Regions from separate parts of the Mus musculus genome. Here regions 2, 3, 4, 5, 6 and 7 are each linked to region 1. Evidence: chromatin loops called from intact Hi-C (ENCODE). Cell type or tissue: heart. All regions are shown on one strand.

Evidence for each region. A loop is a pair of places that touch in the nucleus more often than their neighbours do. Peaks named below come from ENCODE experiments on the same cell type or tissue, not always from the same donor. Only the 100,000 strongest peaks of a DNase experiment are listed, where the experiment ranks them.
Region 2: a loop joins it to region 1, with 6 times the contacts of the local background. A loop is called at or near these places in 37 of 42 quality-filtered maps.
Region 3: it touches region 1 in a loop (2.4-fold over the local background); 9 of 42 quality-filtered maps call a loop at or near these places.
Region 4: a loop joins it to region 1, with 2.3 times the contacts of the local background. A loop is called at or near these places in 12 of 42 quality-filtered maps.
Region 5: a loop joins it to region 1, with 2.6 times the contacts of the local background. A loop is called at or near these places in 11 of 42 quality-filtered maps.
Region 6: it touches region 1 in a loop (3-fold over the local background); 4 of 42 quality-filtered maps call a loop at or near these places.
Region 7: it touches region 1 in a loop (4-fold over the local background); 14 of 42 quality-filtered maps call a loop at or near these places.

The regions. Positions count from the first base shown.
Region 1 is chr15:100,037,042-100,041,041 of GRCm38, reverse strand. It overlaps Dip2b (disco interacting protein 2 homolog B), which reads right to left and starts at 2,378. Exons shown (of 38, transcript NM_001159361.2): 1 at 2,133-2,378. The coding sequence starts at 2,232. In heart, no CTCF peak of the experiment used is centred here; DNase peaks (open chromatin) are centred at 31, 171, 1,651, 2,341 and 1 weaker place; H3K4me3 peaks cover 2,703 bases; H3K27ac peaks cover 2,182 bases.
Region 2 is chr15:100,125,400-100,129,399 of GRCm38, reverse strand. All of the region lies in intron 2 of Dip2b (disco interacting protein 2 homolog B), which reads right to left. Among named protein-coding and RNA genes, the nearest start is that of Dip2b, 89 kb to the right of the region's middle. In heart, a CTCF peak has its summit at 2,448 (motif pointing right); DNase peaks (open chromatin) are centred at 2,479 and 3,919; H3K27ac peaks cover 677 bases.
Region 3 is chr15:100,303,161-100,307,160 of GRCm38, reverse strand. It overlaps Mettl7a1 (methyltransferase like 7A1), which reads right to left and starts at 2,344. Exons shown (of 2, transcript NM_027334.3): 1 at 1,817-2,344. The coding sequence starts at 2,314. In heart, no CTCF peak of the experiment used is centred here; DNase peaks (open chromatin) are centred at 2,390 and 2,780; H3K4me3 peaks cover 1,675 bases; H3K27ac peaks cover 998 bases.
Region 4 is chr15:100,186,531-100,190,530 of GRCm38, reverse strand. Dip2b (disco interacting protein 2 homolog B) reads right to left here. Exons shown (of 38, transcript NM_001159361.2): 24 at 390-499; 25 at 195-275. Among named protein-coding and RNA genes, the nearest start is that of Atf1, 39 kb to the left of the region's middle. In heart, a CTCF peak has its summit at 1,791 (motif pointing left); a DNase peak (open chromatin) is centred at 240.
Region 5 is chr15:100,373,209-100,377,208 of GRCm38, reverse strand. Methig1 (methyltransferase hypoxia inducible domain containing 1) reads right to left here. Exons shown (of 4, transcript NM_001024672.3): 3 at 2,196-2,330. Higd1c (HIG1 domain family, member 1C) reads right to left here. Exons shown (of 4, transcript NM_001002900.1): 3 at 2,196-2,330. Among named protein-coding and RNA genes, the nearest start is that of Higd1c, 11 kb to the right of the region's middle. In heart, a CTCF peak has its summit at 1,912 (motif pointing right); no DNase peak of the experiment used is centred here.
Region 6 is chr15:100,143,447-100,147,446 of GRCm38, reverse strand. The region is part of intron 4 of Dip2b (disco interacting protein 2 homolog B); the gene reads right to left. Among named protein-coding and RNA genes, the nearest start is that of Atf1, 82 kb to the left of the region's middle. In heart, a CTCF peak has its summit at 1,878; no DNase peak of the experiment used is centred here; H3K27ac peaks cover 219 bases.
Region 7 is chr15:100,461,800-100,465,799 of GRCm38, reverse strand. The region is part of intron 1 of 5330439K02Rik (a long non-coding RNA gene); the gene reads left to right. It also overlaps a transcript of Letmd1 not described here. Among named protein-coding and RNA genes, the nearest start is that of 5330439K02Rik, 4.6 kb to the left of the region's middle. In heart, CTCF peaks have their summits at 137 (motif pointing left) and 1,872 (motif pointing right); no DNase peak of the experiment used is centred here.

The DNA of each region.
Region 1 (4,000 bases):
AGCCTGAACCTACAAAAACCAGCAACGGAAAGAAGGAACTCACCAACGTCAGCAAGTCGGGACAAAGGCTTGAGTGGGGGAGGGGGCGAGGCAAAGTTTTTCTGTCAGAACAGTAATTATGAAGAAAACATTAAAAAAAAAAGGGAACGAGATTAGTTCAAAATATGCTGCAGATGTCACAAACACTACCACAGATCTGGGGATCCCTGATTTATTTTTATAACTTGAACTCTGGATAGCATCTTCCTACATCTCTAACCAACCATCTGTGTACTTGAAGCAGGACAGACAGATGGCCAATACGCTGACACTGCAGGCTCAAGGTTCCTCAACTGCTATTTTCTTCTAGAGTGCAAAGACATAAGATGCAGGACAATGCAGTACAAATCCTTAAGAGAGAAATTTAAACTAAGTCGTGTGCCAATCAAAGTATCCTGCGTGGAAGAATAACCAATTCACTGGTCCTTAAAAAAAAACAAAACATTTAAACCCTGGCATTCCCAGTTTCTAAGACTTTCACACCTTTTCAGGGAGTAGGGTGAGCTAGTCAGTAGTGGAACCTAGAAAGAGCCTTCCAAAGATGTCTAGAAACACCAAGAGCTGTAAACAATAATCGTGTGGAGCAGATCCATACCAAGGGGAGCACCCAGGATTTCCCTTTCCCGGTGAAAGCAATCAGGTCCTATTTTTAATCTCCCCCTCATGCAAACATCCAGGGAAACCTCCCATTCTGGCTAATGAAAGCTATAGCTGATTTGTTACTGAAAGTAAATACAGAACTGTTTTAAAAGATCTGAATGGAATTCGTCACACTCGGTGGCAACACTTTCACAAGAAGATGACAAGAAAAAAACAAAACCTTAAGGGAAATATATTTTAATAAACTACTTCAAATGTTTTTTTTTTTTTAAATCTGGTAAATATTGTAACCAAAGGTATCACCGGGCAAGCAACCCAAAGGTTTCCTATCTTCCTAAACGCTTCCCCACTGATTAATTGAAAAGTAATATGTTGATAATTGCATGCAGGTGAAAAGATCACCACCCTACACATTGGGAAAGCCTTAAAGGGTTATTAAAATTAATTATTTCCTTCAATCGAGTAAGATCTGTGACACTCAAACGCACTTCTGGCTTTTCACTATAAGTGATTCTCAAAAAGGTTTGAAAAAGCCCAGTGTCGTGACAAGTTAACAAAAAGTCGGAACTAGAACGCTCCTGGGAACTTGATCACATTCCTTACTCTTTTCCAATCAACAGTTTTTAGTGAACTTGAAAAATACTGGGGAGGGTCTTTGGCAAGGAATTCAACAATATGCAACTCTGGAGACATCAGCGAAGTGTACGGAAACCAAGCGCGGAGAAAATGCTGCTTTTGTTCAGAGGCCGCCTGCGATAAAAACAGGAACTTTACAGAGAAGCTGATCTCCACAGCACATTCGCCTGACCACATGCCCACAGCCGGCATTGAGGTCCTCATTGTTATCCAAGGCACTTCTCTTGTAACAGAGCCCAGATTTAGTCCATGTTTGAAATTATCTACACAAACCCAACCCTCCCTGTACCAATCCATTGTCAAAAGAAAGAGGGTGCCGGCCAGGATTTGCATGTACCCGGTAGCCACCTCTACAAAGACTCCAAAAGGTGACCAGATAGGAAAACCTAGACTGAATGCAGGTGGCAAGAAAAGCCTGCTGCTCCCAAGGACAGAGGCGGTCTAGAGGCAGCGGATCGGGGGGTCTCTGGGTTAGCGCCACCGCTTCCGACCTCCCTCGGACCCTCAATGGCTCCCCCGCTCCTTTCTCACGCCTGTCACTGGTGAGGCACCTCGCATTGTTAGAGAAGCAGGAAGACGTGCAGCTGCGGCGTCCCCCTGCGCCTCGTTCTGAAGCCGGAGCGAGGGGACAGGCGAGCGGCCCTTCGGGAGCAAGGCAGCAGAGGGGCAAGGTGTCAGCCGGAGGGCGCAGCTTTGTCTCCAGCTGACCCGTCCCCGGGTCCTGCGGGGCCCCCCAGGGACAACAATGAAAGCCCAGCCGCGCTTCGCGGGTGGGGAGCGGCGAGCCCCGCCAGCCCAGCCGCCCACAGGCCGCCGCCCGCTCGCCCGCTCGCCCGGCCCGCCGCGCGCTCGCCTACCCTCAGACAGCTCCAGCTCCAGCTCAGCCAGCTGCGCCCGCACCTCGGGGGGCAGCGCGGCCACCGCGGCCGGCGACGGCTCCAGGCCTCGCTCCGCCATCGCGGCTGCGCCAGCCACACTCCGGAAGACGAGAGGGGGCCGAAGGAGGGACGGACTGACGCGGGCCCACACCCCGGCTACAGGATCCGGCTCCAGCCGCCGAGAGCCGCCGGCGCTGCCGCTGCCGCCGCCGCCGCCGCCGCCATGAGCGAGGGTCACGTGAGCGTGCGGCCCCGCCCCCCGGCCTGGAGCTCGTCCCGCCCCGGAGACGCAGGACGGGCGTGGCTACAGCGCCCTCTACCGCGGATCTTGGAGAGCGCAGGCTGCCGTCGCCTGCTCTGCTCTCCTTGGGAAGATGCGGCACCTGCTGCATATGACGCCTACCTTCCACAAACTCTCAAGCAAGAGGACTCCGGGACGTTGCCCTTACTTCTTCCAGTCCCTCTCACTCGGGAGAGCATGCATCTGTCATGTCTTTTCCCCCATTTTCCCTGATGGACCTGCCTACAGGCCACATCCTTCATCTACCCCAGATTCTGGATTATGCCTGCCAACAACTCTTTGATTTCTTTTTCGGTGCTTCTTGTAATCCCAGCACTCAGGAGGTGGAAACCGGAGGATCTGAAGTTCAAGGTCATTCTCTCCTCAGTGAGAGCCAGCCTGGGCTACATGAGACCTGTCTCAAAACACAAGAAAAAAGATCACAGTCGAACTTGCTTCATCTTGCCTTGACTCCTAAAGACTTATAAAAAGAACTTCTGTGGGAATAGGGGTTGGGGACATGGTTTCATTGTTACAATCGCTGGCTGCTTCTGCAGAAGGCCTAAGCTCAGTTCTCAGCACTGGGCGTCTAATGCCAGCTTGAGGACCTCTGCAGACCTCTACACACACGGCTACATACACCGCATTCGGTATAATGGTGCACGCCTTTTATCCCAGCACACAAGAGGCAGAAGCAGGCTAATCTCTGAGTTTGAGGCCAGCCTGGTCTACATAGTGAATTCCTATTCAGCCAGGGCTACACAGTTAAGACCCTGTCTGGAGGAGCGAGGAACGGAGAGGGGAGGGGGAGGAGAGGAAGAGGAAGAGGAAGAGGAAGGGGAAGAGGAAGGGGAAGGGGAAGAAGAGGAGGAGGAGGAGGAGGAGGAGGAGGAGGAAGAAGAAGAAGAAGAAGAAGAAGAAGAAGAAGAAGAAGAAGAAGAAGAAGAAGAAGAAGAAGAAGAAGAAGAAGAAGAAAGAAAGAAAGAAAGAAAGACATCTCTTTATGCAGTCTTGCCTGACCTGGAACTCTCTACTCAACCGACAAAGGACAAAGATCCACTTTCATCTGCCTCCTTGCTGAGTGTTGGAATCAAAGACGTGCCCTAGCTTGATGGGGAGTTGGGGATAGCTTTTTTTTTTTTTTTTTTAGCCACCTCAGTATGTAACCTATATGTAGTCCAAAAGTACTCATTCTAGTTTAGTATATATAAGGAAGGCCAAAAAAAAAAAATCCCTGTATTCTTTTTCCCCTCTTTTATTATTATTATTTTCTTTATTTACATTTCAAATTTTACATTCCTGTATTCTTACCAAAAACTATTAAGATCTTTATTTTACATTGTAACTTTTGTGTTTAGTATTGAAATTTTGTCACAGGGAGACAACTGATTTATGATTTTTTTCCCCACTGTGTGCATGGGGGGGGGGGGGGTGGCACACACAGCCTGAGGGGATCCTAGTGTCTCTTTCTTTCCAAGGTGCTCCAAAATGGAAGCTGGGGATGTTAGAAGCAGGGAGCCCAGGAGTCAATCCCCAACATTACATAAACTGAGGAGCTAAATTCAAA
Region 2 (4,000 bases), 88 kb before region 1:
ATTTTTAAAGTCAGATGATAAATACAGGAAGGAAATCACATTAGCACGCATGAGCTACGTTGTGAATATGCACAGGGAAAACGGTTTCAGGTGGCACACTGATCCTTCCAACAGGTTCCTGTTGGCTTGGGGATTTTGTTTAAGTTGGATTGTTTGTTTGTTTGTTTGTTTGTCTTTCTTTTCTTTCTTTTTTGGAGAGGCTATATAAAACTACAGATGTATCATCTATTGCTGTTTCTTGTACTGATCAAACAGCATAACAAATCACTCAAAGGAACATGATCTTTCCAAACTGTGTACTTAATGTTTTAAATGTTAAAAAGGACTGCAAATTCTTACTTAAAAGAGGAGACATTCAAATCTAAGTATTTTTAAATATCTTTCTCAAATATGTTTCTGCTTTATGTTTTTTTGATGTAACTAATTTAAAAGGAGAAAAATAATGTAAGTGAAGATAAAACATTGCCACGAAGAAGTGACAGGCAAGCCGGGCAGTGGTGGCACACGCCTTTAATCCCAGCACTCGGGAGGCAGAGGCAGGCAGATTTCTATGTTCAAGGCCAGCCTGGTCTACAGAGTTCCAGGACACCCAGGGCTACACAGAGAAACCCTGTCTCGAAAACAAAAACAAAAACAAAAACAAAAAAAGGTGGCAGGCATAAATCTGGGAAAGACCTGGAAAGAGCACATATCTCCACTCGGAATCAAAATCAGCTACAGGTCATCACAGGAAAAGGAAACATACACAGAGAAAGCCTTCTAATGAAAATGGGGTCAGCGGGTGTACGGGCCAGAGCACAAGTGAATGGGCACCAGAAACAAAGCCCACACAGCTCTCTTCTGAGTAATGGGCATGTCTCTGTCTTCATAGGAATCCAAGCTTCTAAGCCATCCCATTTCCTCTACGTCTAAAACTGTGACAATCGACATACTTTAATTTGTCAGAAATCAACCCAGACGTTCTATTTACAGTTTCAGTAAGTATACCCAGCACATGTCATACAAACATAGATTTATGTCAGAATAAACTCAGTTTGCGTGTGTAGTGCATCTGCTCCAACTTGACAAGACATTGTAAAAGCAGCCATGAAAGTTGGCCCACAACTATCTTTTTAGCATTCAGGAGGCTGAAGCAGGAGGACTGCTGTGAGTTTGAGATCATCCTGGGCTACAAAGACAACAAAAGCATCAGCAAGATGGCTCAGTAGCCACCATACCTCAGAGCCAGAGTCCAATTTCCAAGGCCCACATGGCAGAAGGAGAGAAATGACTTCTGCAAGTTGTCCTGTGATCCACATACTCTGTGGTACAGGTGCTCTTGTGTGCATACATGTGCGTGCAAACACACACACATACACACTAAACAAACAAGTAATTATAAAAAGAAGTTGTAAAATAAAAACCAAGAGTAAATCAGACTTCCAGGAAGAACAGTGAATCTAGCAGAACTTAGTGCAGGCCAGGAGCTCATCTTCCTGAACAATCTGTCACTATAAACTTATCGACTTTGATTTCTAGGTACTGCACTGAGACAGGCTGGCTGCAGAGTGCTGGGATTGCAGGTGTGTACTACTGTGTACAGCTAAAGCTTTTGCTGCACATGAAACCAGCTGTTCATGATAGAACATTAAGGGAATACCAAGGAAGAAAATGAAAGTGATATTGATTCTCTTAAAACTAAAAGCTATGGTCTATCAAACCAAATTATGTTTCTAGATAAAAGGTGACCCTCTGAGCAGAGTTCTCCAACACTGTAAACTTAGCTGTCTCTCCTACAGGAACTAGCAGTGAACATGGACTTGGGGTGAGAAGAAAGAAGTAGTCTCCGGGCAGGTCACAGATGCTGGAGATTTATTACACTCTGCCTGACAGTGCACCATTTAATGGATGAAACTGGAACAACACGACCCGGGCCTTATCAAGGGGAGGACAGAGGAGTCTGAGGGCATGGGAGGGCAGAGCACTATCTACCAGGCGGGCAGGCAAGATGCTGCCAGAGGTGGACCATCCCTATCCAACCACATCTCAGGAGTTACTTGGGGAGCCTCAATACAAGGCCCCATGATTGGGATAAAGTGTTTAATTTTACTGCCATGGCAAGAAAAAACTAAAAGCAACGGTGGAATCACTATATATAGCAACATAATAGATAATCTATAAATTAAAGTGAAAAACTCAGACCCTTAGTCTGAACAAATAACTTTCTCTATAGTAAGGACTAGATGGAACCTGCAGTGACTAGCTATAACAGAATTCTTTACCCTCCCGCTATTTAGTTTATAGACACGGGGGTACTTATAAAACTGATGTAACTTGAAAGGCACTAAGTATAAAGACTGGACTAGAGGCTGCAGCCTTACAAATGCAGTCTCCCCTCCCCGTGTGACTTTAACAGAGGTCACTACAGTGATGTTTTGGCTCTTCAGGCAGCTATGCTATGCGGAGCGGCCACTAGGGGTCAGCGGTTCCTTTAAATGGAGCGGTAGAGTTGTTACATGTCATCCCTTTTCAACAGTCATCATGCACACAATGTGCTCTTCTGAGCGTGGGTGAGTCTTCTATGTGTCTGCTGATTGAACGTAGTGACCCAAGCACAGCCCAGAAAGGAACAGCACAACGTTCCCACCCAGGAACACAGGAGACGCCAATTCAGTTCTTACCCCTGACGCTGCTGCCTGTAACTTCAGAGATATTCACACATGGAGGAGGAGCAGTGCCAAGCAAGGCAGCTCAGAGATGAAGCACTGGACAAAACATTCACTGCAAAGGTGATCAGAGCTGCCATGCTCTCAGCCGTGCAGTGAGGTAATGATCATCAGGGCTCATGGTTTTAACCCTGCATGCTCTTTGTAAACTTCACACATGTGTCTTCCCCCACCCCCACTTACCCATCCTAGCCCCCATCCCTGTGGTATTGCTGAAAAGGAAAAGAGCAAGGCTCTGTGACCCACATGACAGGAATTAAGTTTCAGGAAAGGGAGACACTGAAGGAGGACCTAGCTGGGCACACCTCTTTCCTCCAATGTGATGTTCATAGCAAACCAGTAAAGGGGTGGGAACCTTGATAGGGACAAGGAAGACTGCTGGGAACAGGTAGCTCACTCATAAACAAAACAGACCCGGGAAGAACAGCAGCTCAGCTCACCTGCTAAGCCCAATGGCAACAAGGAGGTAACACTGCAGCTCTTCCCACTCTCTGGCCCCCTCCTTCCCTTCCCACCTGTAAAGAGACAAGATCAAGGCTATACAGAACAGAGTATATGTATATATACTTGGTTGCTATGTAGTCCTCACACTCAGGATCCTCCTGCTTCAGCCTTCCAAGTGAAGGCATTACAGGCTTCCTAATCCATCTCATCTCATCTGTATAGTAACACTGACTGGCGATGCTTTTAACAAAGTAGGAGGTCCCTCACAGATGAGACATCAGAAGAGTGTGTCAACTGTCACCTGAGTCCTTATTCAAGGCCCCTGCTCTCCTCCTCACCAAGGACAGATGAAGCTGCCCAAGTCCTTCTGTGCCTTTGCTGAGGAGCTTAGGCCCTGGGACTTACAGAGAGCCTCAGGTCTCCTCACGTCTCTTCACGTCTCCTCGTGTCCGGAGAAAGAGGCCATGAGTGCTGAGTTCCTAACCTGGGAAGGAAGGGGTCAGCAGCCCTGATCAAGTCCCTACACAGATCCTGACCACAGATTTTTCTGGGCCACAGGACACCAGGAAAATAGCTGTGCCAGAGACTAAGGGAACATTTCAGGAACTTCATTCTGCGACTCCAAGAGTGTCTTGTGAGGCAAGAAGAATGGACTCCACCTTCAGGATACGTCAGAGGGGCAGGAAAAGAAGTGGGCTGAGCAGCAGGGCAGCATTAAGGGCTGCAGAGTGAAACTGGCTCGCAGTCACACCCAAAGGCCTTCAGTTTCGGAAGTGAATACAGGACCACTTGATGCCTGTGGGCTTTTAGACAATTCAGGGGGAAAAAGAAGCCCCGAGAGGAAGGACTGG
Region 3 (4,000 bases), 270 kb before region 1:
AGGTGTGAGTGTGTGTGTGTGTGGAGGTATGAGTATGTATGTGAGTGTGTGTGTGTGTGCGTGTGTGTGTGTGTGTGCCTGTATGTGTGTGTGCATGTGTGTGAGAGAGAGTGAGAGGTGTGAGTGTGTGTGTGTGTGGAGGTATGAGTATGTATGTGAGTGTGTGTGTGTGTGAGAGTATATGTATGTATGTGAGAGAGTGTGAGTGTGTATGACAGTGTGTGAGTGTGTATGTGTGTATGTATGACTGTATTATGTGGGAGTGTGCATATGTGTCAGTGTCACCTCCCTACAAGTTCTCAAATCAATAAGCTGAAACATTAAGATTATCACACTTCAAGTTCAGCTTTGTTCAAAACAAACCCATTTAACCTGATAGTCACAAGTACAAAGAATTTCTTCAGACTACTAGAAAGGCTCAAAGTGGCTGTTGCTCTTGGCTGCACAGAGTTCAGCTCCCTGGCTGTAACCCCTGTTCCTACCTTTGTCGTGAACAGGTTAACATTATTTCCTCCGCACCTTTCTCTTTTCTAGCCTGGAGAGATCAGTCGTCTTGAATGCTTTGTTTGTTTGTTGTTTCTTTCTGTTGGGTGGATTTTTTTAAAGTTTTTGTTTGTTTTGATTTCTGATAAGATTTTCCTATATAATTCAGGCTGGCCTTGATCTCCGTGTATAGCCCAGGCTTGCCTTCGCATCCTTCTCACCCTCTGAGATCCTGAGACTGTCAGTGGGTTTCTATGTGTGGTTTGCCACACCCAGCTCTTGATGTTTGTAATTGTTACAGAGTTCCTGAGGGTGATAAGCTCCCATCCACACATGGTCTCTTTCCAGTTTGCAGTACTGCAAATGCTTCTTTAATGATCATCCTTGGGGGGGTGGGGGAGGGGGTGCTGGAGACATGGTTAAGAGCACTGACTCCTCTTTCAGAGGTTCTGAGTTCAAATCCCAGCAACCACATGGTGGCTCACAACCATCTGTAATGCTATCCAATGCCCTCTTCTGATGTGTCTGAGGACAGCTACAAGTGTACTCACATACATAAAACAAATAAATCTTAAGAGAGAGAGAGAGAGAAAGAGAGCACCCTTGGGTGGACGTGTTTTACATATGTGTAGCTATAGATGAATCTCTAATAGAGATAGTGCATTCACTTGATGTTTTGATGTTTCTCAATGAGGCTTCCAAGCCCCTTCCTGTATGAGGGGGTCCTTACCAGATACCCCCTCCCTGCCCCCAGCACTATAGACTGTGAGTCTCTGAGACTGTCCGAAGCAAACACGGCCTTACAGTCTGTCTCATGATTGTCTGCTTTAGTTTATACTCTGGTTCCTGCCCAGTTGCTCATCTTTTTCCCTGACCCATTTCAAAACACAGAACCAGTATCCTTAGTGACCTGTAAATTTTGCTTGTTTTATTTTGGAGACATGGTCTCTGTGCATCGCTGGCAACCGAGCCCTCGAGCTTCCAGAGATCCACCTGCCTCTGCTTCCCATTGCCTGCCGGGACTTGGAAGGTTTTTTTTTGTTTGTTTGAATGAGTGGGTGACCCCTCAGCTGTTTCTGGGAGCTTCTTTACCAAGTTTGACATCTAAACTCTCCACAGGCTCTTCCCCCTTTGGCAGTTTAGAACTTTCTAGATTCTGATTTGTCAGCCCTTACTCTCTTTTGCAAAATTCTTCTGGAGTCATTTGGTATTTTTGTTTTGTTTTGCTTTGTTGTTTGTTTGTTTGTTTGTTTTGGTTTAGAATCCACCCGAAACTGATAGGAGCACCCTCACTCCTAGCTGCAGCTAGCCAGTCCTCACTCCTGCCACTCACCGGCTTCAGCACTCGGCACACCTCACGCAGAATCTTCTCCTGGTTCTTCACCGAGCACAGCACCAGGGTGCAGACCACCACGTCCACAGAGCCATCGGTCACCTGGTGCATGTCCTCCCCGGCTGCCACCACGAAGCGCTCGAACTGCAGCTGCCGGTTCTCTGCGACGCTCTTGAACAAGAACTTCTCGAAGTTGGGGTTGGGGTCGATACAAGTGACCCTGCACCCGGGGGGATAGAACTTGAAGTTGGCTCCGGTGCCGCAGCCCACCTCCAGCAGAGTCAGCTTCCCCGAGGGGCCGGCGAACTCCTGCAGATTGCTGAAGAGCTCCCGCTTTTGGCTCGCCATCTGCTCATTGTACATCACGGAGAATCGCTTCAGGAAGTAGGGAAAGCACTTTTTGCATACCCAGCTCCACAAGCCTAGAAGGTTCAGCAGAAACATGGGAAGCGCCAGGGTACAGACCACCAGCCGCAGGGCCAGGACGGCAAGCGTCATCTTTGCGAGTAGAGGAGAAAGGGCTACTGCTTCCCCAGAAGTGTCTCCTGGGGAAGGAGAGCGCAGGCTCCTGGCCTCGCTCCAGAGCCAATCAGAGAGGAAGGAGGCGCCGGCTGAGCGGGGGGGGGGGGGGGGGGGGGGGGGGGGGAACCAAAATAGCAGAGCCGGGTAGGGCTCCGATTGCGGCCTGACTCCCACACCGTCCATCCCACCCCCACCCTAACCCCACCGGCCGGCTAGCAGTTGGCCGGCTCAGTGATCCAAGACTGCCACCTTCCCCCCCCACCCCCCATCCCTTTGGAAGGTTGCAGCCTGAACCCTGACCCTGGTCCTGCCTGGCTTTGTTTGGGTCTGGAGGCTGCAGCTAGTTTCCGGCCGCGGTTGGCTAGTGCACAGTGTGTACTTTCGCATCACCCACCCAAGCCTTTTTTAGGAAGAGGAGCAGGTCAGCGCACCAGGGAAGATGGCAGCCGAGACCCCTTTTCATCGCAGGCTTATTCTTCCCTTCTCCTCTTCCCACCACACACCGCCCCAAAACCTGTTTTTGTGTAAAGGAAGTGAAAGGAAACCCTGCCAAGACTCACCCAACAGTTTCTCAGTTCCCATTCTGAACTGAGCCTTTCATAAGTTAATTATTCATCTGAAGGATCTTTGCTGTGTCACTGTTTTGAGCTGTTTGACAGTTTAAAACGCAACTGCCAATCTTATGCTTGGTTATTATGTAACTCCGCCCATTTAAAGTAGAGGTGCTCAGGATAGTCCCCGTTTGGCTTCTGATGGGCTTTATAAAATAGCTTCAATCTCCAGTCTTTTTGGTTGGGGTTTTTTTCTGGGTCTTGCTCCTTAGCCCCAGCCGGCCTTGAATTCTCTTGATCCCTCTGCGACTTCTCAAGCAGCGCTGAGATGGCAGATCTCTGTCACAATGCCCAGCTGCACTGATTTCGGGAATTGTTTTTTGAGTCATAAATTCACAAAGAAGATAAATTACTTTTTAAATTGTTTGCTTCCATATTTCACATATGGTCTTACAGGTGGTAATCGAGTTAAGAACTGTCAACGTGATTCTATGATTCTACATAAGACTTGAGTGCTTTTGATGTGTGAATGACAGTGGGAACAGACATAACTAGAAGATTTAGGAAACTATTCAGAATCTTCAGCGAGTCAGATCAAGAAAGTCACTGCTGGTTTCCAGAGGAGATGGACCTGAGGCTAGCATAGCCATCTGATATTCATATCAGGTGTCGGCAGCATGCAGAGGGGAAAAACTCATATCCTGAAACAGGAGTGGTAGGCACTGGCTGAGCTGGGTTCTGTTTTAATTCTTGTATTTGGAGGTAGAATAGGTGATACTGAGGGGTTTACACAAGCCAGGGAAATACTCTGTCACTGATCCCTAATCCAAAAAGAGGTGTGTATGAAGGTTTTAATGTCTACTCATATTTAATATACCCTACACATATGCTAAAGTCTACTCATATTTTATATACCCTACACGTGTTACAAATACAACAGCCTGGCCTGGTGGCACACAGCTTAATCCCAGAACTGACAGAGGCAGGCAGATGTTATGAGTTCAAGGTTAGCCTAGCATGTACAGTGAGTTCCACAGTACTCCTCTCAGGACTATAGAAGAGAGAGACCTGTCAAAAAAAACCCAACCAACCAGGAACATTACACCAACTA
Region 4 (4,000 bases), 150 kb before region 1:
GTTCTCATGGAACAGGCTGGCCGAGGCTAAGTAGTTTGAGGATGATCTTTAACTCCAAATTTTTCTGCTTCTACCTCCTAAGTGTTGGGATTGCAGGCATGCATTACTATGCCCAGTTATGTGGCTTGGGGTTAAGCCTAGGGCCTTGCCCATGCTGGGCAAACACTCTCCAATCTTGCAAGTGATTTTAATACCTTGGCATTTAACAGCATGAAGAGGACATGGTCAGGAGTTGCCTGGGCTCGCCACTGCAAAATCTCTGCCAGGAACTGGTGCTAAAATCACAACGCAGAAGAAAGGACTCAGGGTCAGCAAGTTTCAAGGATTCATGTAATAGTTCCCATTGCACTCTGTGTTCACAGGGACGAGCCTGGCCGAATGGGGCTTACCTTCCTCACCAGGTCATTCTCTTCTATTTGGCCCAGGTCCCTTCCGGCAGCCTGTGCTATGCGTTTACCAGCAACCAGATTCCCAACCATCACAGAAGCAGGGCCTACACCTGCAAACCCAAACAAAACCAACCTGAGAACAGTGGTTCAAGTTACATACTCCCAAAGCATTTCCAGACTGGCCTACACTGGTTCAAAAGTTCATTCAGCAATGGCCAAGAGCCTGTATTCCAGTGAAAAAGGTACCAATATGTACACACTGTGGACAAAGCAGGGCAGTGGGAAGGACTGGAGAAAGATAAAATGGGGGGTGGGGGGAAGGGCACACAGGCAACGACTGAACTGAGATCTACAGAGACAGTTGCACTCCACAGTCTACAGTTCCTATGTCTCTCTACAAGAAGTTATCACCTACAGGATATAGACTGCGTTCATTAGACACATGAACAGTGCTGGGCAAGCAGACAGTTCGGTGGGTAAAGGCGTTTGCCGCCAGGTCTGATGATAGGAAGTCCGTCTGTAGGGCCACAGAGTGGAGAAGAAAACCCAGTCCTTCCTGCAGCTTGTCTTCTGACTTCTAAATGTATGTATGCCATAATGCGCGCACGTGTGTGTGTGTGTGTGTGTGTGTGTGTGTGTGTGTATCTGGGGGGGGGGAGAGGGAGAGAGAGGGAGAGAGAAAGAGAGAGAACTAGAGAGAAAATGTCATGCATACTGTAAAGAGGCTATGAGAAGTACTTTATTAAAAGTAAACAATGAGATGGGGAGCCCACGCCTTTAACCATCTGTGTTAGAATAAGGCAGTCAAGGGTCATGCGCAACCGTGACCTGCTACTGCAGTGAAAAAGTCAGCTGAAACAAGCAAGTGAAGAAAGGCTCACGTTTCTTTTGTACTAATTCAGCACCTTTCCCAATAGAAACATGAAACTTTCTTAGTATGGGTAGCGGGTCATGAGGCGTGCGATCTACTGTACAGTCAACGGGGAAAGTCCCCACAGAGCAGCCTGCTGCCAGCTGGATTCTGAGCAACGGTGGTGCTTAGAGCAGCCTGCTGCCAGCTGGATTCTGAGCAACGGTGGTGCTTAGTACGCAGTTCTTTCATTTGCAGCATCTGCACGACCTTAAATATACGGAAATGGCACCAGGCTCACTTTCAAAAGTAAATATCCAGGCGTGGTTCACTCACACAAGCTTCGCTAGCTGTCAGTGTTCTCAAACTGCTCTGCTCTCGGTCTCAGCCACGAGGCCTCAGGAGGCAATCCCAGAGAGAGCAACACTGGAGGCTACGGAGCTGGTCCTTAGGAGGGCACCTGTTGCTCTTTCAGGACCTGGGTTCAATTTCTAGCACCAATAGCAAGGCTCACAGCCATCTGCAACCCAGTTCCAGGGAATTCTACACCCTCTTCTGGCTACTTTGGGCACTGCACTATGTGATACATAGGAACAAATGCTGACAAAAATACACACAAAAAGAAATTTAAAGGAAAACTTAAAAGTCTACTGTACCTGTAAGAACATTTTAAAAGCATCTACTCTAACGTGACTTTTCATTGAAACACCCTTGCTCACCAGGAGACGGTGGGCATCTGTGTAATCTAGCAATGGGGAGGCTGAAGGCAGGGTGACCACGCCTGCCAGGGTGACACAGCCAGATCCTATCTCAAAAAACACAACAGCCATACCATTACTTAAAATATGATTTACTCACAGTAAATAAATGGAAGACTTTTAACGTTAAATAGGCTTGATAACTTTTAGCTTTTAACATTTATTTATTTATTTATTTATTTATTTAGGATTTTTCGAGACAGGGTTTCTCTGTATAGCCCTGGCTGTCCTGGAACTCACTTTGTAGATCAGGCTGGCCTCGAACTCAGAAATTCGCCTGCCTCTGCCTCCCGAGTGCTGGGATTAAAGGCGTGCGCCACCACGCCCGGCTTTAACATTTTTTAAAAGATTTATTTATTTATTATATGTAAGTATACTGTGGCTGTCTTCAGACACACCAGGAGAAGGCGTCAGATCTTGTTACCGGTGGTTGTGAGCCACCATATGGTTGCTGGGATTTGAACTCATGACCTTCAGAAGAGCAGTCTGTGCTTTTACCTGTTGAGCCATCTCACCAGCCCAGCTTTTAACATTTTTAACATAAGCAATGAGACTTAAGGTGTAGACACATTTGTCCTTGTGTTTCTTCAGTGCTGGGGATTGAATCCAGGGGCTTGCACACACTAAACCCACACTCTTCCAGCTAGCCACCCCCCACACAACATGCATGCCACGTTTGCCATAGACCTATGCAGATGATGTTCTCGAGACCCTCCTTCTGCAGTTTGCTTCATTTTTATGTTTATGTCTGTGAGGGAACATGAATATAGCATGTGTGGGAACCCAATGGAGACCAGAAGAGGGTATCTGATCTGCTGAGGGTACACCTGATCCGCATGCTCAGATCTGAACTCAGACCCTCTAGAAGAGCAAAATGAGTCTTTATCACTCAGCCACCTCTCCAGTTCCCATTTACGTTTCCTGAGTAATGAGGAAGACTGATTCAGACTCTTTAGAACAGGAGCCCCAACAACCAAGAGCCAATGAATGAGCACACAGAGCAGAATGCCAGCCTCCATAAACCTTCTGTTCCCACTAGCAGAACCCGCTGTTGCTACAATACGGTAGCTGATGCCAAGTGGTGTGGCTGGACTTTGGGATGGCAGTACCCGCAGTACTCAACCAGTACACTGTACTGGCATCTTCACACCAAGCTGCAGAGGGAGTTGTGGGCTCACCTCGGCTGCATCCCCGCACCCCTGTGCCTGCTGGTCACCTTTCAGCAAGGTCACCACACAAAGTGCATTCAAAAACCACTCTTTCTGCTTCATCTTCTTCTCTCAATGCATTTGAAGGCCTGGGGTACCTGGAGAGGCTGGATCTGAGCTCCAGTGTTTCCAGGCACACAGCAAGCTAACCAGACTGCTCACTCCCTTCTCTATTAATGGAAAGATGTCAGCACAAGCTAGTGAGATCAGTTCTAAGTCCCTTCCTCTTTCATTGAGTCCCTTCCTTCCAGCTAGCCACACCCCACACAACATGTATGCCACGTTTGCCATAGAAGTCCCTTCCTCTTTCATTGAGACAGGTTCTCACTGTGTAGCCCCGGCTGGCCTGGAACTTACTATGTAGACCAAGCTGGTCTTGAACTCACAGAGATTTACCTGTCTCTGCCTTCCAAACTGGACTGACATACATTTGATCAGAACTGGTTACTGGGAACCGTGCCTTAGCTTTCTCCCAGCCCTGGAATGTGAGTCTGTTTAGACATCAGGCAAGAAGGGGATTTGTGTATTTTTAATTTTCCAAGTGGCAGTCTGTATTCTTTTGCTTTATATCTTGAAAATAGCAAACACAAAGCATGCTGTTTATCTTCTATTTATAATCTAGAAAATGTCTGTTCTCTTGTAGGCCCACATCAAACTTCAACAGCTCCAAGGAATGAAAGCTAATTCTAGGCATGGGATTCCCACAGCAAATCAATACCTTACAATGGCACCAAGAGCTGCAGGCTCAGCTCTGTACTAATGAGCCACGTGACTTTGTCTTTGTCCCAGGGGAGC
Region 5 (4,000 bases), 340 kb before region 1:
TTGAGACGGGGTTTGCCTTTGAAGCCCTGGCTGTCCTGGAACTCACTCTGTAGACCAGGCTGGCCTCAAACTCAGAGATCGACCTGCCTCTGCCTCCCAGGTGCTAGGATTAAAGGCGTGTGGCCCTGCCTGGCTGAGTAAACGTTTTTAATGTGCTGTACTGTGTAAACTTACTGCACCCAGAAGCCATCTTGGTACGCTTCTCCAGCAGTGAGATTAGGGTCCCCTTGGAGTTCTACCAGGCTAAGTTGGAAACGTAGTTATAGTTAGTTGGTTGAGATGGCCTTGCCTGCAGAAGCGTTGGTGTAGTTGAACTGATAGTTCCTATTGTCAAGTTAGAAAGTTCACACTGATCTGGTCACTTAAGCATAAACTGTTGAGCAAGATAAGGAGCACACACATAATCCCTGTACCAGGAAGCCTGAATGGGGAAGATTTGAAAGGGTTCGGTACCACCTATGCAATATAAGCAATATGCAATATAAGCAATATGCAATATAAGCAATATGCAATATAAGCAATATAAGCAATATGCAATATAAGCAATATATGCAATAAGCTTCATAAAGGCCCCTAGGGAAACAGCCAACCAGAACCACTGTAGGAATTAGTCTGTCCCGTGTATTCTAGCTCCTGTTTGATTGTTCTGAATTGTCCCTGCTTGTCCTGTCTTATCAGGCACTTGCCTGCAGTCTCAGAATTAAGGAGGACTGTTATATCGAGTCTGGCCTGGACTTCAGTAGTGATTTCTGAGGCCAGCCTACACTGCCTAGAGATTTTCTGTCTCAAGCAAACAAACCTCAAAAGTGCAGGCCAGGCACAGTGACATAACTGTAATCCCAGCATCTGAGAGGCAGCATTAGGAAGATCACCTTAAACTCCAGTCCAGCCAGGGCTATGCAGGGAGCCCACCAAAACCTAGATGGTCTCTGTTGGAAAGTTTCATGTCAACTCGGCACAAGCTAAAGTCATCTAGAAGAGGAAACCTCAATTGAGAAAATGCCCCAGGAGATCAGGTAGGCAAACCTGTGGGGCATTCTCATAATCAGTGATTGATGGGGAAGGGTCCAGCCCACTGTGGGTGGTGCCATTCCCTAGGCAAGCCATGAGGAACAAGCCAGTACATACCCCTCCGTGGCTTCTGCATCAGCTCCTGCCTCCAGGTTCCTGCCCTGTTTAAGCTCCTGCACTGACTTTTTTCAATGATGGGCTAGAGTGTGGAAGTGTTAGCCAAGCAAACCCTTTCCTCCCCAACTTACCTTTCAGTCATGGTGTTTCGTCACAGCAGTAGAAACCCTAACTAAGCCACTAATCTTTTCTTTCTAACTAATCTTTCTAATCAAGACTAATCTTTCCTTGCTAAGCATGTCGGCCACCGGGCAAAGCTTCATTGCTGGATCAAAAGTAAAAAGGCTGTTTAGGTCTCTGGCCTCTAAGGAGCTTCCTCATCTGCTCGTGAGACAGGCTGAGGGGCACAGCCACTGCTGTTAGTGGAGCTGTGTAGAGCCGAGCCATGCCAGCACCTTCCTCTAGAGCAGGGGTTCTTAACCTGTGGGTTTCGAACCCTTTGAATGGCCCTTTCACAGGGGTCACATATCATGTTTCCTGCATATCAAATATTTGCAACTCAAAGCAGTAGCAAGGTTGCAGTTATTAATTTTATATTTGGGGTCACCACAACACAAGGGATTGTATTAAAGGGTCAAAGTGTTGGGAAGGTTGGGAACAGCTGCCCTGAGAAGGTGACCACCATCCCTTTTATGTCTGGCAATTTTGTTGTATTTTATCAGGCGAAAATCGTAAGAAATTGAGAGGCCTCAACTATATCAGCTTGCTTTCTTAAAGGTCCATTTTTATTTTCTGTATATGAGTTCCTGAATGTGTGAACTTGCACTGCAGGTATGCCTGATACCCAAAGAAACCAGAAGAGGGCGCCTGAACCCTCAGAATTAGATGGTTGTGAGCTTTCAAATTGGTGCTGGGCTGAATCCTTTGCAAGAGAAGCAGTGCCCTTAACTGCCTCATCTCTCCAGCCCCCGAGGGAATCTCCTTATCTCATATCATTTCAATCCAATATTTATCTTCTGCCAAGAATTTACAGAATAAGTAAAACAACACACACACACACACACACACGTGCACACGGCCACACACCCACGGAGGACAGCCAGACCTAAGAAGAGGCAGCAGCTTACCTAGAGTCACGGCTCCCACCACACATCCTTGGGCGGCAACCCGCACGTGGATGAGATGAAGGGACATCTTCTGCTCTCTTCTGGAATTTAGCTTGTAAAGACCGTAGGACAGCACAGCCACAAAGCCTGCCATGCCTGTGAATTTAAAGATGAATTAGGGCGCTTGAGAGATGGCCAGTAGTTAAGAGCACTAGCTGCTCTTCCGGAGGACCAAGGTTCTATTTTCAGCACCCAGATGGCAGCCCATACCTATCTGTACCTCCAGTTCCAGGGGATCTGATGCCCTCACACAGACAGACAGGCAGGTAAATCACCAGGGAACATAAAGTAAAGATAAATTATGTATTTTAAAAAGAAACCCATTTGTTAAAAATCCATAACAAAGCTTATGGACTATTTTAAAACAGACATGAATTAGATTAACAAGAGGCGAGCATTCCCCTTAGCCAAATGAAAGGCCGTGCGTGTAAAGGAAGACAGACAAGATGTAGAATCAGTGACCTTCATCCATCACACTAGGGTCAGAAGTGAGGGTTGTGGGTGTTTTAGATTTTGGAACATCTGCATTACAATATGTCAAAAGCCATCTAGGGAAGGCTATATTAACCAAGTAAGTTTTCAGGAGATAGTCCACCATTTGCATGGCTGAGATGGGTGAGCTCTGAGATGCAGGGTCCTCAGAGACTTCCGCCCAGGATTGTTTCTCAATGCTGAGATGCCTTTCCTGTCACTGTTGCATGGCCTAATGATTCTGGGCATCAGCCCACCCTATTGAGTGATCTCCTGCAGGATCAATAGGAAGATGTACTTTCATGTAGTAATGCTGTGTAGGCGAACTGATGATTTCATAATTCCTAAATTAGTACAAGTAATTTTAAGTCCTCTATAGAATAAAAGCTGCAGATAGAGCTCTGTAAACCTTCATGTGTCCTGAGCTGATTGCACTCGAAAAAGAAAGCAGGCTTGGAACACATTTACAATCAAGGAAATCATTCCTTCTAGGCTAGGAACGAGGCCTCTTTCTGGTAACTCAACGTCAGAAGCTGGGAATGGACAACTTATTGTAGGTGCAAGGACAGAAAATAAACGATGAGCTAGTCTATCTATACAAGACTTCGAAGTAATGAGACACAAGGCAGATGGCTTGTCTCTTGACAAAACCGTGCTAACTTATGACATGAAAATTATTGCTTTAAACTTATAATGAACTTATGGAGCTAAGTGTGTTACTTCTGTGTGCCTGACTCTCTTCCTTTCAATCTGACTCACAAAGAGTTAACGAACTCTGAGCCTCTCACCTGATTAGTGAAAGGCCCTGAAAGTCAAAGAGAAAATGACCCAAGCAACTAACTTCTTTTCTTAATCCCCTGCTGCTGTCAGCAGGAATGAATCTCCAGAAAGGAGCAGCTTTTAGCCACAGAATAGCAAGAGAGAGTTAAATTTCCAGAAGCCATCAGCTTCCAGACCCCAGAACAGTGAGAGTCACAAGGCCAGAGATCATCTCTCCATCTGTGTCCCACTGTTTTCTAGCCTCACTTCCAGAGTTACAAGTCACACCTCAACCTAGACATTGCCTTTCTTCCTGAGTCACAACGTCCTGGTTCCCGGTCCTGTGCATGAAGGTAAGCATACATTTGATTCCTTGACAAAATCTGTTGCTTTTCCTATGGAGGCAGCTCAGCAGAGCCATGCATTACATCATCAAATCACTGCTGGACTCTGGGAAGCTGCCCTTACAACCCTGTGGAATGGTGTAAAGTGCCCTGCCCCCACTCATGCTCCCCATGGGGGTTAACCCCTCCCTG
Region 6 (4,000 bases), 110 kb before region 1:
GTAAAACAGGAAACAACCCAAATGGCCAAGCACAGACAAATGGATGGATAGACTATAGTCAGACTCAGCCATGAGCCGTCTATTGGGATGGATACAACATGGAAGAGTTTCAAAATACTTAGGGTGAATGAAAGTTAGCCCATCCCTCCTGCTCTACCTGTGCGTGTGCGTGTGTGTGTGTGTGTGTGTGTGTGTGTGGTGGTGGTGGTGGGGGAGACAAAACTGCATGGCTCTATTGCATAAACATCTAGAGAAAACACAAGCCAACACAGAGACAAGGAGAGCGAAGCAGTGGTTATCGGGGTGAGAGGAACGTGAAGCGCTCAGGAGACTGCAGAGATGGGCATTATCTTAACTGTGTTTCTATGTCACAACCTGGCAAAATACGTACCTACGTATGTGCTGTTAGGCTGTAGCTATAGCTACAGGCTTGGGGTGTGTGAAGACAGCACCAACTGTCCCCTCCAAAGTTACTTATATTATGTCAATCTTAATTGAATAAAACTGTAAAAATCAAATTTGAAAAGGCTTTTCAAATTTTGAAAAAGACTTAACTTGAAACTTGCTAAGACTTACAAGAATGAAAATGGCACCTGAAACAGACACCACCTGAAAGCAGAGACGTGCTGAGGAGCACTGAGTGGACGGGCCCTGGAGGACAGCGCCCACCAGAGCTGGAGCCATGACTCAGGAGTTAAGAACACTGGACGCTCTTCCAGAAGACGCAGGTTCAGTTCCCAGCTACCACATGGCAGCTCACAAGAGCCTGTAACTCCAGCTCTAGGAGATGGCACAGTGCATATATATATACATATAGCCAAAGCCCTCAGGCATACAAAACTTTAAAAAAATCTTTTAGAAAAGAAAGGAACAATAGATCCCGCCTCTGGGCCCACACAACAGGTAACAAAATTAGGTCTAGGCGAGTAAGCCACAGTGCACTGACATGCCGGATGAGCGTGCACTCTAACAATCACTACAAAGTAGCGCGACATCTCACTTGGGCATGGAGCAGGTGACTGCAAGCAAGCTCTTCACACAGAAGAGCCATTTCTCCTGCTACTAAATCTGTTGTGTGGTGCTAGGGACTGAAGGGGGGGGGGTGCTTCATGCTGAGCCTCATCCCCAGCCTAGGGATTCTCTTTCAAGTAACATTTAAGTGACAGAATGGCAGCTCTCAGGAGGTGATGGCTAGTTAGGTTTACCCTTCTGTGGTACTGTGCATATATAGGCAACTGTCAGGTGAGAGGGGTTTCCTGCCTGTGACACTTAGGGTTGATAAGGACTGAGTTAACCATTACCCACTGACAATGAGCATCTGGCTCTCTCCTGTCTGCAGACCCACTGCTCTCCCTATCTTGCAAACACGTACAGGCAACACAGCCTGGCAGGGCCGTCTTAGTGAAAGTCCTTGGCACAGGGTAAGGCACCGCAATCCCATACAACACCTCTGAGGTGGATGAAAACCAGCAATGTCCAGTGTGCCCCAGGGCATCATTCTTAGGTAAAGAAATGCAGAGGCTGAGATTAACACATTATGGAGAAAAGCTTTTCCTTGTCGTCCAGCCCATCCCTGGCAGGTAGGAACCTTGTCAGAGCACACGTCCACACACAGCTTCCCTCCACTTGGGGTCACCTGCCCTCTCTCACTGCACCAAACAATAACCTCACAGGCTGCAGGGAAGCCCGGAAACCGAAATAACTAAGTTAGTCTGTGGGTCAGCACTGTATTTATTTCTGTATGAATGAGCAGTGGCGTTACACAAAGGACCTCTATAAAGAGAGCTGAGGTCATCGCCTCATGACATCAGCACATGAGACAACTGCAGCACAGTCACTCAGGCAGTAAAGGATGGGGAAGGCCACAGGTGCTAACACTAGGAGTCACTGCACACTTAGAAAACTTGAGTTTTCTAATCCACGGCAGTTTAACATAGGCGTCAATAATCACATTTTAGGTTGACTGAGGTCTTATCTGAGAGTCATTTATGAAAAAAAAGACAAATCATTTTCCATGCCAACTGTTCTCATTGCTTCTAAACTGCATGACACCATAAATAAAGCCAAAACGTCCGCCCCCTTAAAGCTTTTCCTCCTTAAACCCGTTTGATCAGGCAGCTCTCAATTTTCATCCGGTTAGTAACCCAGGAGACTGTACCTCCCACAGGGAGAGCAGAGTGACTTGTGCCCCAGAAGTGAGCTCCACACAACACAGCACACGGACGTGTGGGCTGACAGTCAATGTACAAAGATCGAAGAGGACTGTGGTACACAGGAGGCTGTATGTGTGGGTGGGGTGTGCTTGCAGGTGTGTGTTTCTGGAGGCCAGAGGTTGACATGGGTTTGGTGACTGGCTGACTGGCTGGCCAGTGAGCCCTAGGAACCCACTTGCCTCCTCCGCACACAGTGCTAGAGTTACAGATGTGTACCACTGCACTCAGCCTAGGAAGGAGCTGGAGGTTCAAACTCCATTGAGCCACCCCAGCTGCCTGCGTTCTGACCATTGTATAATTGCCAGATGCTGACTTTAAAAATATTCAATGATGAGCAATCCCATCATTCCTCCTCCTCCTCCTTCTCCTCCTCTTCCTCTTCCTCCTCTTCCTCCTCCCTAGAATACAGCCTCTTAACTTTGGTCCTCAGGACTAGCAAAAGGACATAGCTAGATAAAACTATGTGATGGCCCTGAGTTAGAGGTTGCAGGTCCTGGGACACATTAAGTGGCTTCAACTACAAAAGGAGCAGCCAAGCCACTTTTGCTTGCTTGTTTGTTCTTAGACTGGGTTTCTCTATGTGGCTCCGGCTACCCTGAAACTTACTCTGTAGAGCAGGCTGGCCTAGAACTCAGAGATTTGCCTTCCACTGCTCCTGAGTGCTGGGATTAAAGGCGTGCATCACCACTGCCCCCAAAAGCGGCAAATTCCACTGCTAACAGAAGAAGCTAGCAGAACCTGAGGATATAGGTCTCATACCTTCCCTCTCTGGAGCAAAGTACTTGTACCTGGGTATATGCAGGACAGTTGAATGAGAAAACCAAGATCTATCACACTGGGGGGCTGTGTGAGATAGCCTGGAGGGACCTCAACATCTCGGGGTTTGTTTTTTTGTTGTTGTTATTTTGTTTTTATTATTATTATTATTATTATTTGTTGTTTTTGTTTTTTTGTTTTCAAGACAGTGTTTCTCTGTGTAACGCTGGCTGTCCTGGAACTCACTCTGTAGACCAGGCTGGCCTCAAACTCAGAAATCCACCTGCCTCTGCCTCCTGAGTGCTGGGATTAAAGGCGTGCACCACCAGGCCCAGCTCCTCAAAATGGGAGAGATTTTCTACTTGCAACACAGATGTCCCTAATAGCACATAGAGGTGTTTTGAATCCTATTCAGAAGTCCCTAGAACAGAAGGTAAAGGGACAGGGAACCTGATCACTCTGCTCTGCTGAGTCAGGTCTTAGAAGAGAGGACTGTATCTTTGTTATGAAATTATTAACACCTGGAATGTGATCAAGAGCATTATGGTACAAAATTCTTGAAGGTTCCACAAGAACAGAGCACGCACATTTAGAAATATAGAGGCTTGCAGTAGACTGCAAAGGACTATGGTTCCATTCAACAGTGAACAACTGTGATTTGGTTAGAGAGCTGCTAAGTTCCCGGTGGCAGTGACTTTTATGAAAGGCCTGCCAAACAGGTTCCCATTCCTTGAGAGCCTTCTCAATTCTTTGATGGGCTCTCTCTTCTAACCCAGAGCCATGAGAGCAGCCATTTACTCTGAAGCCACAGTGCCTTGTCAGAGGCTGGGAGAGGGCTGCGTGTCACACAGCTCCCCGCCCTTTGCCATTTACTGAAACTGAACCTTCAGCTATTCTGCAGGGAATCTGCCAACACGGACGGCTACAAGACTGAGAGCCCCCTTTGTGCCCAGGACCCATCTTGTACACTGCACAAATGTGGAAGGGAATCCATCCAAGACTCTGAATGAGTAGGCCTCAAGTATGCACCA
Region 7 (4,000 bases), 420 kb before region 1:
ATTAAATGCCCTTTGTAAGAGTTGCCTAGGGGGCTGGAGAGATGGTTCAGTGGTTAAGAGCACTGGCTGCTCTTCCAGAGGTCCTGAGTTCAAATCCCAGCAAACACATGGTAGCTCACAACCATCTGAAGTGGGATCCAATGCCCTCTTCTGGTGCATCTGAGAACAACAGTGTACTCTCATTCATAAAAAAAAAAAAAAAATGTAAAAAAGGAAAAAGAGTTGCCTTGGCCATGATGTCTCTTCACAGTAATGGAAACCCTAACTAGACAGATGGGTTCTATTGTCCGAGGAAGCTAAAGCTAAAGGTGTAGGGAGAGAGAGTTGGATAAACATTCCGGAGATTTGGGTGAGGTCTGGCCCTACAGAGAGCAAAGGTCATGAACAACATCTATGCCAAGCCATCTGAGTGGAAAACAGGCATCCATCTCTTCCACTGAGGAGACAACCTGGTGTGATTGACATCCCTGGTTTCTCTAGTGCTTATCAGTGAGCATTTGTGCCCTCTATACAACATAAGCAAATATCATTTATTTTGGCTCAGTTACAGTCTGTTCTGGAAAGGAAGTCCGGAGCAGGAGCCTGAGGTACTGCCAGGCAGGAGAGGAGACAGTGACAACTACTTGTTTTCAGCTAACCACCCCACCCCAAGCCCACCCCAAGACAGGGTTTCTCAAAGTATCCCTGGTCCTATAGACCAGGCTGGCCTTGAACTTGAAGATCCCAATGCTGGTGTCAAAGGTGTGCGTCACCGCTATAGGACCACTTTCTCCTTTGTATACACTCCATGACCTCAACCCAGGAACTGACTGCCCCTGGTCTTCCACATCAACCTAGTCAAGATAATCCCCACCCCACCCCAGGTATGCATAGAGGTCTCAAGTTGATCCTAGCTCTGACCCAGAGGACAAATGTGAGGTTAACATCATACCCTATATAGCCAAGCTGAACCTTTTGTTTCCATGGCCCCAGAGCTGGAACCCCAGGTGTGCGCCACTATAGTCGGTGCGTTCTTTTAATCCCACCACACTAGGGAAGCAAAGGCAGGAGGGTCTCAGCATTCCAAGGCCAGCCTGGTCTACCTAGTGAATTCCAGGCTAGCCCAGGCTATATAGTGAAACCCTGTTTCAATAAATACATATTTTATACAGGATGTTAAGTGTGTTGCTTGTTGGGTGTGTGTCTCTGTCATCATCAGGATCAGGAAGAAACCCACCTCAAAGAAGTACCACAGCGGTCAGTGATAAAGACAGACCCGGACATTCTCCTCTGCCCCCAGGTGGACACTAAAGCATATAATACCACCACACTCATATACACATATGTACACATACAAATAAATCAATAGAAATGGCAAAAATTAAGATGGGTCATGGTGACACGTGCCTTTAATCCCAGCTCTAGTGAGGTAGAGGCAGGCAGATCTCTGAGTTCAAGACCAGCCTGGTCTACAGAGAAAGTTCCAGGACAGTCAGGGCTGATACACAGAGAAACCCTGTCTTGAAAAATAAAAATAAAAAAGTCAATAATTAATGAACAAATGGGAGCTTTTAGAAGAAAGAGAGATGGGTACGGTGGCACACACCCTTAATCCCAATATTCAGAAGGCAGAGGCACCCGGGTTCCGGGATAGCCTGGTCTACAAACCAAGGCCCTGGCCAGTCAGTGACACACAGACCCTGTCTCAAAAGTTAAAAGTATAAAAAAGAAAGGCCAACAAGATGGATCAGTGAATAAAGACACTTGAGTTCTCTCTCCCAGATATCCCAGAGATATCCTTCCTCCAGAAGGAAAAAGCCACCTCCACTCCGCAGGTGCCCTGTGACATGATGCACACATGCACACTAGTCTGAATGTTTGTTCCCGAGGAGGCCAGAAGAGGGCGCCGGATCCCCTGGAACTAAAATTTAAGAAGGTTGTAATCCACTGTGAGGAATCAATCAAACTGGTTCTTTGCAAAAGTACTAAGGGCTCTTAACCACTGAGTCATCTCTCCAGCTCCCAGATGGTATCTTTAAATGGCCGCAGACTTATGATGCGGTAAATGGGGACCAGCTGAGAGGTAGCTAGGTGAGTATAGTGTTTGCCTAGGATACAGGGAGTCCTGGGTTCCATCCCCAGCACTGTACACACCGGGTGTGGCGGCACATGCTGTAGCTTCAAAAAAAGAGACTCAGAACTTTAAGGTCATCCTCGTCTGTTGCATGAGTCGAGGCTAGCTCAAGCTACCTAAGACCTATGTACTCATCCCTGACTCACAGTGAGCTTTTGCTGTTTGATCTTCATCTAAGTGAGAGACTGCTCTGTTGCTGTTCTGCCAGGTTTCAGGAAAATAAAGGCAATTACAAGACTGGCCATTCTCCCAAAAAGCTTAGAACTTTGGTAGAGAAACCTGACAATGGAGAATGATTGTAGTGGGAACAGGAGAGAGGGTGCAGGGGGATCGGAGCCTGGCAGTCTGGCGTTTTTTAAAGGAACAGCTTCGGAAGACAGCAGAGTCGAGGCAGGCTCTTTAGTGTCTTTGTTTCTTTTATGAGATGGAGTCTTACTATAGAAGTCCAGGCTTGCTCGGTTATTATGTAACCCATCTCTGCTTTTAGTCCTGGCATCTCAAGTGGGGGGCAATAAACATAAGAAAACTACCTGAGGCAGCTCAGAGAGCAGTGTCGCAGCAGCAGCAGCAAACCCTTGGTGGGAAGGCCTGGGGCCTCCTGCTCTCTGGACTGTTGATGGTCTCTGTGCCTTTCACACTTCACTTGGGACATATCTATGGGGATATCTTGCACACAGTGGATGCACCTCATTTCTGTGGCTTTAGAGGTCCCTTTTGTTTAGAGGTGTGGCATGGGGGTCGGGGGTGTCTTTCTATGTAGCCTTGGCTGTGCCGGGACTCACTATGTAGACCCCGATCTGCCTGCCCCTGCAACCCATGTGCTGGGACTAAAGAGTACTTTCAAAACTAGCTTGTTTGATATTCCACCTTTGGATTCTTTGTCCATTTCTTGGATACATCATATTTGGAAGGGCATCCTCAGAAGTAGAGTTTCCCCTGTATAAAATGGAGACACTCTGTTATCCCTTGGTTTTCAACAGTGTGATTTAAGGCAGCAAAGGCAAAATATTGGAGGAGAGCTGGTGAGGGTCGGTGGGCATCTGAGAGCTTCCATGTGACCCATGGGGAAACCACGGGAAACTGTCCACGTTGTCCACCGTGGCATTCTCCACCCTGACCAAGTCTCCTTACTTCTTGGCTGTGTTAACTTTTGGTTCAGGCTCCTTAAGCTTTCCTGCGGTCCACACTTAAAGGAGGTGGTGGTGGTGGTGAAGGTTGGGTCTGTCAGGGCTGTTGGTGTTGTTAGTTAATACAGGTAAAGTGCTTAGGGCAGTCCCCTGCTGACCGCACTCTTTTTTTTTTTTTTTTTTCAGTTACTGCTTGCTTGTGCCTGCTGTTTCCTTAAAGACTTTAACCTTCTCAGTAGTCTTTGCCCTGAATCCCTTGGGCTGTTGCCAAAGGTCCTCCAGGCCCAGACTTGAGAAGAGAGGTGCAGTTCTAAATGCCGGAATGGAGTGCCAGCCTGAGATCCCCTCTGGTAGCCATTTGGTTCTGTTGTAGAACCTCACTGGCTGTCTGGCTTCGTTAGGCAATAATCTTGATCCGGTTCATTAGGGAGTGTGTTTATGCCTAATTTAGTATCGTTTGGTTTGGTTTTGTCTTTAGACGAGGCTTTGCTAAGTGGCCCATAGCAAGGTTGTCCACAAACACTAGCCCTTTCTCCACAGTGATGACAGGCATGAACAGTTCCCCACCCCCACCCCCGGACACAGACCTAAAAGGCAGTGATGACTGCAGCACACACGCTCTCTCGGTCTCTCGTGTTCCAGGAAGGGAAAGCAGAAGCTGCATCATCAATCAGCAGGGCTAGTGACTCAGGGAATCAGCTTCCAGAGAGCAAGAGGCATGGGCAAGGCTGGGGATTGTGTGTTGTGTGTTTGTTAACAA